2 separate regions of the Homo sapiens genome follow, and region 2 is linked to region 1. A link is a contact called in ENCODE Hi-C or POLR2A ChIA-PET data. All regions are on one chromosome and are shown on one strand. Each heading gives the region's core, a stretch centred on a gene start or an enhancer-like site at or near the end of the contact. The rest is flanking DNA. Distances are from core to core; before and after follow the strand shown.

Region 1 (4,142 bases), core at 1,212-3,711:
CGCTACCTTACTCACCCAGGCCTGGGGGCCTGGCTTTGTCCCTGCCACGCCCCTGCTCAGCCACAGACACTGAGAGCCATAGTCTTTGTCACTCAAGACCAATTCAGCCAATGGCCAGAGCACCTAAGGGGGCTCCCCACCCCTGTAAGTGTCCCACTTGGTGGGCCAGGCTAGGAATGTGGGCAGATGGGAGGAACCCTGGCTTGAGATCCAGTAGGCCTTGATTCTCAAAGCTGGCCACTTATTGGATTGATGTAGCCCTTCTCCCACCCAGGCCTCTATGTCCTTACCCAGTAAAAGGTGTTTGGAATCCTCCAGGGATTGCAAACCATGCTAACCAAAATCTTGGCTTTTTCCAAGGGAGCTTCATGGCTTTTGTGAATACTCAATTCAAATATAATTCCCAAAATGTATTTTATTTATTTTTACTTATTTATTTTAAGACAGGGTCTCACTCTATTGCCTAGGCTGGAGTGCAGTGGCATGGATCATGGTTCACTACAGCCTCAAGCTCCTAGGCTCAAGTGATCCTCCCACCTCAGCCTTCTGAGTAGGTGAGACAATAAGTGTATGCCACCACACCCAGCTAATTTTTAATTTTTTTGTAGAGATGGGGGTCTCCCTATGTTGCCCAGGCTGGTCCTGGGCTCAAGCCATCCTCCCTCTTTGGCCTCCCAAAGTGCTGGGATTACAGGTGTGAGCCACTGTGCCTGGCCCAAAATGTATTTTAAACTACTTGAATATTTGTAATAAGCAGCACCATGCACATTTAGAAGTGATACGTGATTTTCACACACTGGAGCTCACCTCAGTTGTGTTCACACTGATTTCATAAGTAACACAGTAACATGTTGGAAACTTGAACTTCTTAGAAAATATATTTAAACTAGTGGAGTGAAGCTTTTATTGTTCACATACACTGGGGCCCTGTGTCGGGTCAAATCTTATTTGGAAAAAGGGTTCTGTTTAAAAAGATCTCACAGGCATTGGGCTTCGTCACCAGGAAGAGAGATAAGGAGAAGTGATATGACCAGTGTTTCTGGTGAGTGACTTCTGTGTCCCACAACTGTGTTGGAAGATTTTCTCAGCAGACTGCAGAACATCTTATCTGAGCTCTGGTCTGAGCAGTGCCACTGATTGGCAGACATTTGCAAGTTGGTTCTGGAAGTCACTGGTAGCTGACAGCTCCAGGCCAATCTGAAAGAGGTAGGGCCCGTTTCTGCACCAGGGCAGAAGAGTGAAGCCTTTCAGGAGCTGCCTGGGGATAAGAAACAAATACTAAGAACTCAAATCACAAGTTGCCTAGCTCCAATGTGCCAGGCGACGGGCTGCACCTCTCACCCATGCAAATACATTTGTCCCTCACATGTACATAAGGAGGTTTAGCCTCATTTTATAGGTGAGGAAAGTGGTACACAGATAGTTTGACACCCCCCAAATTCCCTAGCTAGTGAGTGACAGTGCTGGGAGCAAACCCCCAAGTCTGGGATGGGGATCAGAAACTCACAGTTTTAATGAGCACCCCAGGGGATTCAGGTAATTCTGATGCAGGTGGTCCACACACCCTTCTCCGAGAAATACTCTACTACATTATACTGGGTGCAGGGGCTGGATACAGACTGAAGTAGAAATAGTTCTGACCAACAGTGGCCTTGTCATCAGCACCTGCTTTTTACCAACCTTTTACCTAACAGGTGGCTCTGCCTGAACAAGGTCTTAGAGGGGTCTCTGGACATCTGATACAGGCAAGCATCTGCCCCTTTCTTTGCTTCCATTTTCACCTCAATAGAGCAAGGGATGACATCTTGGTGCCCTTCCTGCTCTCAATCCTGTGAATCCATTACCAGCCTCTGTGACCTGAGTACCAGACCAGGAGCTCCAAGGTTGGGTCTCAGAGTGGTAAAGGGTCTTGCTTGAGTCAAACAGTTAGTAAGTAGTAAAGCCTCCTTTAGTCAGGCTGCTGGGGTCCAGATCTCCACCATCTTAACTCCCAAGCAGTGGTGTCCCCAAGGACGGGGCCATAGGAATGGTGCACATGGGTACAATAAGAGGTCATATCATCTACAGAAAAATTACAAACAATAATAAACTGACTAACAGTGATGCACCAGCAATTCTAATCAACGTCAGTGATAAACTACTTCTGTCCCCGCCACACCCCCACTAGCTTGGTATGCCACCCACTGCCACCCTCTGCCGCATTCTCTCCTGGGGTTATGTGAGTCACTGCTGTGCAGTGAGGCTTCTCAGAGGAAGGAGAGGAAGAGACCTTGTTAGGGGTGGGGGTGAGGTCTCTTCAATGTGGTCCCCATCCGGCCACACCATCTGTGACAAAGACACCCAAGAGAATGTGGTCTGGGTGACTACAGGGCTCATTTACCTCAGGCTAAAAATAGGTGCATTCCCCGCAGCAGGTGGGTGACTCAGCAGGCCTGAGGAAAGCTTCTAGATGGAGGAAGCGCAGTCTTGCCAGCCCAGGTTTCCCCCCGGTACCAGAACAACAGGAAGGGGCTGATGACGGAATTGTAGCATGCATTTCACAACCCCTTCTGCGCCTCCCAACTTTCCCCTGCTGCCGTTCCCCAAACTCCCTGTTCAAAAATTGCTGTTCAAATTCCTGAAATTGCTAGTCCAATTGAGAGCCCAAATGAGACCATGTGGCCAACTGCTCAAACTTATGGTAGCTTTCTTCCAGACCTTAAAGAGAGAGGCGAGAGAAGGTGCATGCATGTATGTGTGTGTGCACACGTGTGTGAGAGCAGGTACATGAGAAGCAGGCCACAGAGCGTCTATACTGGAGTCTGCCTTTGTCTCTGACCTCCCAACCTGGCCGCTGGCCACATACAGTGGAACCCAAGGAGGACTGCTGATGCTCTCTGATCATTTTCTGCAATGCGTTATGCCCTGGGAAATGAAAAGTGCTCCCTTCTTTCCATCCCCAGACTTTTCAGGAAGCAAGCACAGTCCTGACCTTCTAGATATATCTCCAGAGGCTCAACAGAAGCTGAGGAGTGAGGCAATTATTTGAAGAATTCAACCCCACTTCAGGCAGCTGTCTGAGCAGATTGATGCAACGGGAAGAGGCAAGACTGAGCGCCAGGACCTAGTTTCTCGTCCTGGTGCTGCCGCTCATTTGCTTTGTGACCTTGAGCAAATCAGTTTTCCTCTCGAGCCTCTAGTTTCTTTCTCCTCTGCACATCCATTTGTTATTTCTTCAACAAATACCTATTAAATGCATACTGGGCCATGCACCTGAGTATACCATGCTAGATTCAGGAACAAGCAACTATGGAGGATGAAAAATGTCCAGGAAGTCTTTGCACCTCCTCCTAACAAAAACTAGCACTACTTCTCTGTCCTTTGACTCTAGGATGACCTTGTAACTTGCTTTGACTAATGCTGCGAAAGTGACTCTTGACTTTTGCTCTCGCCCTCTTGGAACCCAGCTACCACATGAGGAAGCCCCAGCTAGTCTGCTGGAGAGGCCACATGGAGGAGAACTGAGCCTCCCTCACTGACAGCCTCCACCAACAGCCCATCAAGTTAGACTATGCAGTCCCAGTCAACAAGCCACTTGACCAAAAATGTAAGAGTGAGCCCAGCCAAAACCATCTGGAGCAGAAACAAGCCACCCTGCTGAGCCTTGACCAAACTGTCAACCCACAGAATTGTGAGCAATTACATGGTTGCAGTTTTCAGCTATTAAGTTGTGGTGGTGGCTTGTTATTGATATAATTAATGTTTATTGACAATTTCCAATGTGCCATTGACAATGCTAAATGTTTTACATATATAATTTCATTTATTCCTCCCATCAACCATGTGAGGCAGGTACTACTATTCAAATATCCATTTTACAGATGAGAACACTGAGGCACAGGAAGGAGAAGCAACTTGCTGAAGATCAAAGAACAGCTGGGTAGGGGAGCTGGGATATGAGGCCAGGCAGTCCAAGCTTCAGAGCCTACACTGGTAATTCACCACCACCTTACACAGAACCAAACAGACCTGGTTCTTGCCCTTACAGAGTTTATCATCTAGGTGGGAGACTGGCATTAAAGAAACACAGAAATAAATATACAATCACAAATATTGATGAGTGCTAGGAAGAAGACAGATGCTACGGTGTGTTCACAGAGAAG
Region 2 (4,142 bases), core at 574-3,073, 130 kb before region 1:
TAGTCCATTCTGGCTGGGTTAGATAGGTTGGCAAGCCATAACTTGTGTATTTGTCCATTAAGAATGCTCAATATTTATATGCATGGTGTTCATTCAAAGTAGAGAAACACTATTTTACTCAAAATTTTTCATTTAGTTATAATTGCAGAACAACAAAAATTATAAATGCAATAGCAATTTATATATTAATCATATAATACACACATTCAATAAACATGTACAGATTTTGCAATTATTTTTCCCGTTATGTTTATTCTGATTATATTTATTGAAATGCAATTTTGTCTGTTGAATATGATAATAAAATTTGGTTCAATTTTGTATATCTTTGTTTTTTAATGTAATGTGTCCAGTATTAATAATTCATTTTTATTGTACAATGGATTGGTTTGCAGATTAAAATTCTTTTAAAAACTGGTTCTTCGCCAGCCAATTTGAGAAGCACTGTTCTACAGGTCAACTTTATCTGTAAAGTGAGGATGAACTGCCAACTTTGGAGCAATCACAATTTTGGATTATATAAAGTCCAGCGAGTTATCAGAAAAAAAGGGGCCATGTTCAACATCAGCAGGAAAGGCGAATGGTTATTCTGAGTGTCACATCTTCATCTTTACCACTAGAGGGCGGTGAAGAAGTTCTTGTAATTGTGGGATGCATCACAAAGCCAAAATTGCTTGTAAACCGAGAAATTGAAGCACGCAGGAAAAAAATAAAACACAGAGTAAGATCAATTACCCAGTGAACATTTGTTGGTCGCCAATACTGTCCTGTAACACACTAAGACTCAATACAGAGGTCAAAACCCAGGGTCTATTTGTAGCTAAAATTCAAAATAGTAGGTAAAATTGGGATGGACACAAGATTAAAGAGATAGCTTTGCATGATGAAGAGTCCTGGAGATTAGTTGCATAATAACATCAACATACGTTTAAAAATGCTTAAGATGGTAAATTTTGTGTTATGTGTATTTTGCCACAATTTACGGGGGTGGGAGGAAGAGAAAGAGAGAGAGATTGCTTCTTTAGCCTGGCGTGGGCAGGAACTGTCTATACCCAACCAACAGCTCTAGCTCACAAGACGTGGAGAGGAGAGGTGGAGGTACACAGGCCAATGCATCACAGGGGTTGTGGAGCCTTTGCCGTGGGACCCACACTCACACACACACATGCACTTTTATTCTTAGTTCTGCCACATATCTTAGCCCATCACTCTGCCCCAGTTTTTCAACCCCTGAAAAGCTTAGGGAGCTCGTTTGCATAATCAGTTCATTCATTCATTCATTCATGTATTTGCTTAATGTTAACTGAGCACCTACTCTGTTCCAGGCATCCTGTGAGGTGCTGGGGTACAGCTATGATAAGACAGACAACCTCTGCCCTCAACGTGTTTACAGAGAATTGCCTTTTCTAGTTGAGGCCTTGAAGGGTCCTAGGAACTGTTTTTATCTCAAGTCAGCATCTCCTTCAATCAGTGACAAGTAGGCCATTTGGAGCCGCTGTCTCTAAAGTATTCTCTTGAAACCGTAGGAAGACAAGGACACAAGAGGGAGAATAACCACAGAACCACAAAGGGATCCAAGGTTGCCTTGACAACAGGATCAGAGGAAATAGCCAAGCCCTTGAGGTGCCAGGACTGGACTCTGAGCCTGGGCCGACTGTCCATTCAATGTCACCTTTTGACTTTGACAGGACTTCACTGAAGTGAGTCTTTGAAATCCAAAGGAAGAGAGGCCCACGCACTGAGGAACTCATCCCACGTCCATCCCAGCCTTGTTCTGATTCTGGAGGAACACAGGATGTCCTCACTCCAAAGGCTGCCAGAGACTGCTGGAGGCCGCACAGGAAAATAGGCAAGAGTCTGGCTTATGATTCTAACAAGCTTCAGTTAAACTCGGGCTGGGCCTCAGAGTCGCTGTGTAACAACATATGTCTGTCTGAGCCTCAGTTTCTCTATTTGTAAAGTAGAAATAATACTAATAGTATATAGCACCTCAGGGAATGTTATGAGGATGAAATTACATAATAAATGTGAAGTTCTTAGCACAGTGCCTGGCACACAATAAGCACACACTTAATGTTGTTTAAAAAAAAAAAAAGCTGAGCTGGACTCCATCTTTTCAAATGAGAGAACTGAGGCCCAGCAGCTTAGTAATAGTGGAAAGTTGATGAATTGTGGAATTATACCCAGTTTTGGCTCTCCCAGTAGACTTTGGGAAACTCACTTAGTCTCTCTAAACCTCCGTTTTCTCATCTGTGAAACGGAACAACCAGGTTGTTCTGAGGACTACCTGAGTTATGTTAAGCACCTGGCACCAGAACCTGGCATATTGCATTGTCCAGTAAAATGTTCATTTTTTTGTTCCTCTCTGTGGTTGTCCAGAGTCAAACTTGGTTCTAACTTTAAAATTGCAGCCCTCAAGGAGTTCATGCTCACCTTCACAATGCAAGCTTGGAAGTCAAGCAGCTCTCAACTCAAATCCAGTTCCTGACCTTGGGCACATTACTTAGCTTTTTTCTTTCTGCTGCAGTTTCCTAGTCTGTAAAATGAAGATCATAATAGTACCTCCTTCCCAGTGCTGGCATGAGGATTATGTTTTCTTTTGAAGTGTCCCATAAATGTTTATTATTATGTCCTGCAATCATGGCCCTAATCAAGAGGCTCTCAAGTAGATAAGTAGTATGCTTATATTTTGGTTTATTTGTGTACTAGGCTGTTATCAGAGCTGGGATTCACAGAGTTAGACAAGACTCCTGCTCTTGAGCTGCCCACAGTCTAGGAGAAGAGACTTAAGCAATAGCCTCATGACTGTGGTCAAGGGCTTTGATGAGATGCTGGGTGGCCAGTGGTTAAGAATACAGATTCTGGAGCCAGACAGCTGAAGTTTGACCTCAGTCCTGCCACTCTGTGATCTTGTGCAAGATATACTTAACCTCTCTGTGCCTCTATAAAATAAGGATAGCAATAGCACTTGGTTCATAGGGCTATTAGGGAAAGTTCAGTGGTTTCATATCTGCTTAGAACAGGGCCTGGCACATAGTAAGCACTCTATGCAGGCTCCTTCAATGAATAAAAGCTTACATACAGGCCGGATTCGGTGGCTCATGCCTGTAATCCCAGCACTTTGGGAGGCCGAGGCGGGCGGATCACTAGGTCAGGAGATCGAGACCACCCTGGCTAACACGGTGAAACCCCATCTCTACTAAAAATACAGAAAAATTAGCCAGGCGTGGTGACGGGCACCTGTAGTCCCAGTTACTCTGGAGGCTGAGGCAGAAGAATGGCGTGAACCTGGCAGGCAGAGCTTGCAGTGAGCCAAGATCACACCACTGCACTCCAGCCTGGGCGACAGAGCGAGACTCCATCTCAATAAATAAATAAATAAATAAATAAATAAATAAATAAATAAAATAAAAGCTTACATACAAATGACATTGGTAGCATTCAGAGGAGAGAGTATAGTTCTAGAGGAGGAAGTAAGGAAACCCATAAGAAATTGAGTACAGTTTCTATACCTCAGTCCCCCTGGATTTCACTCAAAATATTTCCACCAGCAAAACCTGGAAGGGATCGTGAAGAGTTTTGTGTCAGAGACTCATGGTCTGCAGATAAGGAAACTCAGGCCAGAGAAAGTGGCTTGCCCAGGTGAGGTGGGCAGAATAATAATCCCCCAAATGTCCACACCCTAATTCCTAGAACCTATGAATATGAAACCTTACATGACAAAACTGATTCAGTTCAGGATTTTGAGATGGGGAGATTATCCTGGATCATCTGGAGTGGCCCAGCGTAATCACAAGAGTCCTGATAAGGGAAAGAAGAAGACAGGGGAGTTGGGAAAATAGAGGTGACGACAGAAGCAGAGGTTGGAGTGACACAGGCCAGTGAGCCAAGGCACATGAGTGACCAATGCCTTTGCTTGTACCACATCTCCTTCCTCCGGGGTGCCCTTCCTTTGATCTGAGCTCTCATTTCCTGCTATTTGTCCCAAGGACCAAATTTCCTACTTTGAGCCTTGATAAAATGCTCTTCTCCCCAGTCCACCAATGCTACTAACAGTTATCTCTGGCTGATGGAATTGTGGGAGATTTCAGTTTTTTCCTTTTGGCTTATCAAACATTTTCCATATTCAGTAATTAACGTGA

The links. Hi-C counts contacts between places; a loop is a spot of excess contacts on that map. ChIA-PET counts read pairs that join two places held with the same protein, here RNA polymerase II (POLR2A). Pooled maps may share reads with other maps.
Region 2: a loop to region 1 is called in a map of CD4-positive, alpha-beta memory T cell, with 8 times the contacts of the local background. The contact joins two enhancer-like sites. A Hi-C loop is called at or near these places in 12 of 168 maps with a recorded cell type or tissue (B cell, CD14-positive monocyte, CD4-positive, alpha-beta memory T cell and 8 more), 32 of 37 single-sample maps with no recorded cell type and 19 of 50 pooled maps. POLR2A ChIA-PET finds 5 or more read pairs at or near these places in 5 of 52 experiments (A673, T-cell, WTC11 and 2 more).

The regions. Positions count from the first base shown.
Region 1 is chr10:110,412,975-110,417,116 of GRCh38, reverse strand. No RefSeq gene overlaps it. Among named protein-coding and RNA genes, the nearest start is that of DUSP5-DT, 81 kb to the left of the region's middle. RefSeq lists enhancers at 2,370-2,499, 1,674-2,873. Within about 2 kb of position 2,461, at least 12 of the 41 ENCODE cell types and tissues checked have a DNase peak (open chromatin) inside an H3K27ac peak, as active enhancers do.
Region 2 is chr10:110,543,834-110,547,975 of GRCh38, reverse strand. No RefSeq gene overlaps it. Among named protein-coding and RNA genes, the nearest start is that of SMC3, 22 kb to the left of the region's middle. Within about 2 kb of position 1,823, at least 2 of the 41 ENCODE cell types and tissues checked have a DNase peak (open chromatin) inside an H3K27ac peak, as active enhancers do.